Linked DNA regions of Homo sapiens: region 2 is linked to region 1. Evidence: chromatin contacts called from ENCODE Hi-C or POLR2A ChIA-PET data. All regions are on one chromosome and are shown on one strand. Each heading gives the region's core, a stretch centred on a gene start or an enhancer-like site at or near the end of the contact. The rest is flanking DNA. Distances are from core to core; before and after follow the strand shown. Region 1 overlaps TNPO3 (transportin 3). Region 2 has its middle 31 kb from the start of LINC01000.

The links. Hi-C counts contacts between places; a loop is a spot of excess contacts on that map. ChIA-PET counts read pairs that join two places held with the same protein, here RNA polymerase II (POLR2A). Pooled maps may share reads with other maps.
Region 2: a loop to region 1 is called in a map with no recorded cell type, with 4 times the contacts of the local background. The contact joins two enhancer-like sites. A Hi-C loop is called at or near these places in 1 of 37 single-sample maps with no recorded cell type and 2 of 50 pooled maps. POLR2A ChIA-PET finds 5 or more read pairs at or near these places in 1 of 52 experiments (AG04449).

The regions. Positions count from the first base shown.
Region 1 is chr7:128,961,278-128,965,461 of GRCh38, forward strand. All of the region lies in intron 21 of TNPO3 (transportin 3), which reads right to left. Among named protein-coding and RNA genes, the nearest start is that of IRF5, 25 kb to the left of the region's middle. RefSeq lists enhancers at 1,757-1,866, 1,987-2,286. Within about 2 kb of position 2,239, at least 3 of the 41 ENCODE cell types and tissues checked have a DNase peak (open chromatin) inside an H3K27ac peak, as active enhancers do.
Region 2 is chr7:128,607,972-128,612,152 of GRCh38, forward strand. No RefSeq gene overlaps it. Among named protein-coding and RNA genes, the nearest start is that of LINC01000, 31 kb to the right of the region's middle. Within about 2 kb of position 1,251, at least 7 of the 41 ENCODE cell types and tissues checked have a DNase peak (open chromatin) inside an H3K27ac peak, as active enhancers do.

The DNA of each region.
Region 1 (4,184 bases), core at 989-3,488:
TATACTGTATTTTTACTGTACCTTTTCTATGTTTAGATATGTTTGGATATACAAATTCTTACCATTGTGTTACAATTGCCTACAGTATTCAGTACAGTAACCTGCTATACAGGTTTGTAGCCTAGGAGCAATAGGCTACACTATATAGACCAGGTGTCCGGTAGGCTATACCATCTAGGTTTGTAGAAGTATACTCCATGACGTTTGCACAACAACTAAACCACCTAATGACACATTTCTTGGAACATATCCCCATCATTAAGTAACACATGACTGTATTTTCTGTCTCGGTCCTTCTGACGTTTGATATTTCTTAGCTTTCTATTTATTTACTTTTTTAACTGCCAGTATTTTTTAGATTCTGTTTTCTGGCTTCTAGTCCCCAAATTCCTATCCTTCCACCATATTTCTGAAAGCTTTTATGGTCACTATTTCTCGAGCCCCATAAGATTACTAGAGGAGTGCTGAGAAATGAGATCCTTTTGATCCGATGACCTGGTAGGTAACAGAAAATAATGAAACTCTGATGACTTGACTAGGGATTCAACCCCTTACTGGCCTCTAATTCCAGTATCAATGCTTCCCATGTTCAACACCTTTTGGCTTTGAAGAGCCCCAGGCAAGTGACAAGTAGTCATAGAATAAACACCAAGATGGAGAAATGGAAATGATGGCAGGGTTTCTTCTAGTCCCAATTGGTCTTAGTTAATGATAGGTTCATCTGGCATTTGGAAAGCAAGAATGTTATTTTAGACTGAAACGTCCCAGCTTTCTTCAAGTTGACCAACTAAAAAAGCTAGGGAATTGGCCAGGCGCGGTGGCTCACACCTGTAATCCCAGCACTTTGGGAGGCCGAGGCGGATGGATCATGAGGTCAGGAGATCGAGACCATCCTGGCTAACAAGGTGAAACCCCGTCTCTACTAAAAATACAAAAAATTAGCCGGGCGCGGTGGCGGGTGCCTGTAGTCCCAGCTACTCGGGAGGCTGAGGCAGGAGAATGGCGTGAACCCGGGAAGTGGAGCTTGCAGTGAGCCGAGATTGCGCCACTGCAGTCCGCAGTCCGGCCTGGGCGACAGAGCGAGACTCCGTCTCAAAAAAAAAAAAAAAAAAAAGCTAGGGAATTAATTACCAGTACCATGTGAAAAGCAGGCTTGGACTTGCTGAAATGAAACTAAACCAGTTCACCCTCTCTGCCAGAATGGCAAACAAAGTAGCATGTTGAGGCAGGTGTTACGGACCTTAAAATCAAAAGGGAGACTGAGTCATGCATGGGACAGAAAGTTCAAGGGCTTTCTGTCTTGTCTACTACAGGCATTCTAGAGGAAGAGAATTACTAAGAGGGGATGAGCAATCTCAAGTCCTTTCTCTAGCACCTCTACATTAGCTCTTACTTCTGTTCATTTCCCACCACTATGTTACATATGTTACAGCCTGCTATAGGAAGAGCTGCAAAACTTGTTTAGCAATGGAAGATCAAGTAGGTCAGGTTGGTGGTGCACCTTATTTTCCCATATCACAGGACAAAGATAACAGGTTTTTTTTTTCCCCCACAGCACTGCTTTACTTAGGTCTCTTTTCCTTGCCCCAAGATTTATCCTAAATTAGGAAAGGATATCTATGACCTTGATTTCAGACTTACCATATTATTTTATCTGTCATATATTAGTCCCACTGAGGGAAAGAGGGCTTGACAAAGACTTATTCTACAATGTGTGGGATTCCAGAATGTGTGGGTGGCTGCCTTAGAGTCAACAGGAGACATGCCCCAGCTAGTTTTGCAAGTACATAATGACATTCTAGAAGTTTCTCCTCCAAGGAGAAAGGAGTTAACATTCACTGATCACATACTATGTGCAAGATCTTCTTTAGATTTCCATTTGGTATCTCATAATAACCTTATGAGACTGGTAGTACTAACCCTATTTCACTTGATAAATAAACTGAAGTTCAAAGTAATAGGGTATGTGGCAAGATTCAAACCAACATACTTGACTCCAAACCCCATCTTTGGAGGGTTTCCCCTAGGTTCCCATTTGCTTTAGGAAAATTAGAGCCAATACGATCCTGCCCTTATACTGTAACCAGCACTGAATGGAATAATGCAAAACAGAAGCAGAGAGAAGCAACTACTACACTTCTTTCCCCTGAAACAGCTTGTAGACAGAATACTACTTCTACTGAGAAGATTCATAGTAAAAGCAATCAAAGAATTTTTAAGGTCACCCCAGTCAATATATGCCTACCCAGTGGAGGGGAAATCCCCACTTCTGGCAAAATGTGTCATGAAGGGTCACATGCTATTTTTCAGTCATGCATGTCACTTGATCTATGGCTAAAAGTGAGTTATTTCTGGGGCATACTGGGCTTACTACTTAAGCCACTTAGTGAACTATAAAATAATAGCATTCCATGGTTTGGGATTTTAACATTAACAAAATTGCTGGAGACATTCCAGAAGATGAGAAAGTAAACTATTTTGGAAAGTGACATTAAGAAATCAATTCTGAGAAAAGACAACTAGCTCTTGTACCACTGCTTAAAGTTCATTTTCTTTCCCTTCTATATCTGATTTTACCCATAAAAGTGTAATTTATGCTCATAAAAAAGTGCACATAGTGCAGAAAGTTATGAAACGAAAAGAAAAGCCTCCCTTCCCCTCCTAGTCTCACTTATATATCTTTCTGAAAACTTACTGTGCAGAAAGTAGCCTCTGTGTATGTGTATAATTTATAATAAAACAGCTCTTTAAAGTACAAGTTGGTTCGTTTACAATAGCATAAAAAAAACTTATGAAAAAATTTAACCAAGGAGGTGAAAAACTTATACACTGAAAACTACAAAATGTAGCTGAAAGAAATTAAAGACACCAATAAATGGAACAATATACTGTATTTGTCGATTTGGAGATTTAATATTGTTAAGATTTCAATACTACTCAAAGCAATCTATAGATTCAATACAATCCCCATCAAAATCCCAACAACCTCTTGTACAGAAAAATCTACCCTAAAATTCATATGGAATTTCAAGGGTCCCCAAGTGGCCAAAACAATCTTTTTTTTTTTTTTTTTTTTGAGACGGAGCCTCGCTCTGTCGCCCAGGCTGGAGTGCAGTGGTGCAATCTCGGCTCACTGCAAGCTCCACCTCCCGGGTTCACGCCATTCTCCTGCCTCAGCCTCCAGAGTAGCTGGGACTACAGGTGCCCACCACCACGCCCGGCTAATTTTTTGTGTCTTTAGTAGAGATGGGGTTTCACTGTTTTAGCCAGGATGGTCTCAATCTCCTGACCTCGTGATCTGCCTGCCTCGGCCTCCCAAAGTGCTGGGATTACAGGCGTGAGCCACCGCGCCTGGCCACCAAAACAATCTTTAAAGTGAACATTGCAGGCCTCATATTCCTGATTCTAAAATTTATTACAAAGCCACAGTAATCAAAACAGCATGGTATTGACATAAAGAAATACATCATAGACCAATGGAATAGAACAGGGAGCCCATTAATAAATTCTCCTGTATATGGTCAAATGATTTTCAACAAGGATGTCAAGACCATTCAGTGCAGAAAGGACAGTCTTTTCAACAAATGGTGCTGGGAAAACTGGATATCCACAAGCAAAAGAAAGAGGCTGGACCCTTACCTAATACCACATACAAAAATTAACTCAAAAAGGATCAAAGACCTGATATAAGACCTAAAACTGTAAAACTCTTACAAGAAAACCTAGGCGGAAAACTTCATGACATGAAATCTGGCAATGATTTCCTAGATATGACACCAAACAGACAACAAAAGCAAAACAGATAAACTAGGCGACAACAAAATTAAAAACTTCTGTGCATCAAGGGACACAATCAACAGAATGAAAAGGCAACCTAAAGAATGGAGGAAAATGTTTGCAAATCATGTACCTGATAAGGAATTAATATCCCAAATATAAAAGGAACTCCTGCAACTATACAACAAAAGAAACCCAATTTTTAAATAGGCAAAGCACTTGAATAGACATTTCTCCAAGAAGACAAAACAAATGGCCAATAAGCATATGAAAAGATGCTCAACATCACTAATCATTAGGGAAATGCAAATGAAAACGGCAATGAGATATCACTTCACACTTGGTGTGAAATGCTAAGATGGCTACTCTCAAAAACCCAGAAAATAACAAGTGTTGGTGAGGATGTG
Region 2 (4,181 bases), core at 1-2,500, 350 kb before region 1:
TTGGCCACGTGGCCCTGACTTCTCACTTTCATAAGAAGGGGTTTGTATTGTGGAGATACAAATTATGGAGTTGTTTGCATTAATACAAGTGTTTGTGGAAAAAGATGCCAAACTTTCCTGTGATTGGTAATGCACCTTTATTGTAGGCTCAGCAAAACAGTCCCTCATCTACGGGATCTGGCAACACAGAGCATTCCTGCAGCTCCCAAAAACAGATCTCCATCCAGCACAGACAGACCCAGGTAGGTTGGTGATCGATAATCAATTGAGGGGGATACCTGCTGTGTAGGAATAAGGGCTAACCTGTGTAGTCTGTCATTCTTCTCTGACTTCTCTGACCACCTCATTATTTGTGTGTATTATATTCAGAACTTGCATTATGGGTATTTAAAGTCCTTTGGAAGGTGCTTTAACTTTTTGAGGCTTTTCTTTACTCTTCTGGTGTATTGTAGCAGAAATGCTTATGCTAAAGCATGGTGTTAAGGAAAGTGCACACTTTTTTTTTTTTTTCCTACAGTATTCCACAGAAGAAAAGTACCTACACTTTGAAGGCCTCTAAGTTCAGATTCTGGCACTGTGGCCTAAGTTCAGATTCTGGCCTGGGCCTCAGTTTTTCTTAGTACAAATCATCTGTGAAAATGTGGTTGATTCTCATGATCTCAGACAGTGTATACGAAATGTTTATTAGTAGTGTACTTGTAGTAGGCTTTCAATAAATGTTAATTCCCTAATTTATGAAAGTAGTTAATGTATTCCTTTTCCTGCTTACTTATTTATACCTGGCTAAACTTCTCTCAGATGTGAGATACCAACATGGTTTACTCCTTAAATTGTGTTCAGAAACTCTTTAATTTAGGGAGTGTTCTGAACATTTGAGGATTGTATCTGCAAAGGATGGTGGCTATAGCTTCCATTTTGTAGTTTTGAGTATACTGGGTTTTCTTGAAGCCTCTTTTGATACTGTATATATTATCTTCAAGACAGGATCGTTGGCAATCTAGGAGAATTTCTTAAATCTCAAGAGGTATACAACTCCCTGGAGCACATTTGAATTTTATCTAAATCACCAGCTCTTGTACAGTTCAGTTAGATAGTTGAGCACTCAGGTAGCTTCTTCTCTTCCCTTCTGATTGCTCTCTGTTTCCACCAGATGGCGCATTTGTTCCTTAGAGAGTTGTGTCAAGTCTCCTGTGAGATCGTTTTCTATTCAAAGTTAGTTTCATTTCTGGAGTAACGTGTTTCTACATTGTTCAGTGCACAGTAGTGAGAATTCATACATTTGATTCCAGAATTAACATGTATTTGAAGTGTAGGTGTAGTGGGACGTAAGGAACCCAGCAGAGGACTTGAACAATGAGATGAGACAAGCAGATTTCATTTCTTAAGCCATGTGATTCTAGGCCATTTGTGTGAGCAAGTGCTTTTTTTTCCCCCCAAGAAAGGTAACGAGAAGAGTGTGATGACATATAACATGTTGAGACTAATCCTAAATTTGTTTTACCTTTGTCTCTGTAGTCCAACCTCACAATAGAAAAAATATCTGCACTAGAAAACAGTAAGAATTCTGACCTAGAGAAGAGGGAGGGAAGAATAGATGATTTATTAAGAGTAAGTATTAAAATTTGGTAAGATATTTTATAGCAAGCACCATTTGTTATATATATTTGGATTATGTACATATCATAGAAGTAATTACTATAGCCAAATAACAATGAAATAATAAACATTTGGGTATTTTTCTTTAATTGAGGGAATCTGAGTAGGAACCAGGTTCCTGCATTCTAAACACTACCTTTAAATTGGAAATCTTATACTGTAGTATTTTAATGATTGAATTTATATTGGAGAAATAGATATGTGGAGTGTTATATTTCATCTAGAACTGTGGGAATAAGTATAAAGTGTTGTTTTCCCATTCCAGAGAAATTATTTTAATATTGTTGAATTTTATAAGCTATTTCAAAGGACTTTTTAGCCCATTTTGCTTTTTGTACCTTTTATAACCTACTCACCCAAACTTTTTTGTGCTTACAAAAGAAACCTTTAAAATGCTTCATCTGGAATTAAATAGATATCACTAGAAAATACTTTATCAATATATTTTGAACATGCAATTTGGCATGACTGACTCATAGTTTTTAAAGAGTAAAAAGGGCCGGACATGGTGGTTCACACCTGTAATCCCAGCACTTTGGGAGGCCAACGCAGGTGGATCACTTGAGGTCAGGAGTTTGAGACCACCCTGGCCAACATGTTGAAAAGAAACCCTGTCTCTACTAAAAAAATATAAAACATTATCCTGGTGTGGTGGCAAGCGGCTGTAGTCCCAGCTACTTGGGAGGCTGAGACAGGGGAATTGCTTGAGCCTGGGAGGCGGAGGTTGCAGTGAGCCGAGATTGCGCCACTGCATTCCAGCCTGGGCGACAGAGTGATACTTCGTGTCAAGAAAAAAATAAGAAAGTAAAAAGGACCGGGCATGGTGGCCCATACCTGCCACTTTGGGAGGCTGAGGCAGGAGGATTGCTTGAGATCAGGAGTTTGAGACCAGCATGCATGACACAGCAAGACCCCATTTCTATAAAAGAATACAAAATTTGCCAGGCATGGTGGTGTGTCTGTGGTCCCAGCTACTGGGAGCCTGAGGTGGGAAGATGCTTGAGCCCAGGACCTCTAGGCTACAGTGAGCCAAGTTCACGCTGCTGCGCTCCAGCCTGGACAACAGAGCAAGACCCTGTCTCAAAAAAAAAAAACCATTATACATGCTCTTTACAAAATACAGAAAAATATGTCACTCATAATTCCATTAATTGGGATTAAACATTTGGTACATTTTTTTTTTCAGTAATTTTGAGCTGTTTGAAGTAGATATGTGTGTGTATATATATATATACACACACACACACAAATGAATATATACATAAATGTTACTGATTTACGAATAACATTGGCTAGCATTTTTCTCTTCTCTAGTGATTTAGAAGGTATAGGTTTGATCCTTATTTCTGCTAATGTGGTAGTTAATCTGACTCTTCAGGGTCCTGAAACCTCCAGGGCTACTGTGACACAGCAAGATGGGGATCGGCAACCTTGCCTTTGTCAGTCTTTCTTATTAGGCTTTGGGTACAATTTTGTTTGAATATATGTTTAATAATACAGATTATAAAAGTCACTGTACTCATGATGATCTGACCTCCAAAATTTTTTTACTTGTATTATATTTCTGTACTTAATAAAAACATAAGGTAAAATAGTGTATTTTGACTCCTTTTTATATAAAACCTGGAATTCAGCACATAGCTAAACTAAGTCTGGCCTTTATTAGTAAAGTCTGGTGTGTTTATATTATTATTAATTTTTTTTTTTTTGAGACAGAGTCTTGCTCTGTTGCCCAGACTGAAGTGCAGTGGCGTGATCTCAGCTCACTGCAACCTCCGCCTCCCAGGGTCAAGCAATTCTCCTACCTCAGCCTCCTGAGTAGCTGGGATTACAGGTGCCCGCCACCATGCCCAGCTAATTTTTGCATTTTTAGTAGAGATGGTGTTTCACCATGTTGGTCAGGCTGGTCTCGAACCCCTGACCTTGTGATCCACCCACCTCGGCCTCCCAAAGTGCTGGGATTACAGGCGTGAGCCACCGCGTCCAGCTATTATTATTAATTTTATATATTTATTTTGAGACAGGATCTCACTCTGTCACCCAGGCTGGAGTGCGGTGGCGCAGTCTTGCAAGCTGTGCCCTCCCCAGTCCCCACCCGATGTGATCCTCCCACCTCGGCCTCCCAAGTAGCTGGGACTATAGGCATGTGCCACTACATTTGGCTGTTTATATTATTAATCAATTAATTTTTTGAGACAGAGTCTCACTTTGTCACCCAGGTTCAAGTGATTCTCCTGCCTCTGCCTCCCAAGTAGCTGGGATTACAGGCATGCACCACAATGCCTGGCTAATTTTTGTATTTTTAATAGAGATGGGTTTTTGCCACATTGGCCACGCTGGTCTCGAACTCCTGACCTGCAGTGATCAGCCTGCCTTGGTCTGCCAAAGTGCTGGGATTGCAGGCGTGAGTCACTGCGCTCGGCCTATATTATTATTATTAAATTACCATTTTTACTGCTATATATGACACTAAGTTCTTATGTATAGAGTATAGGCAGAGGCAGCTTTATGACCAAATTCATAGT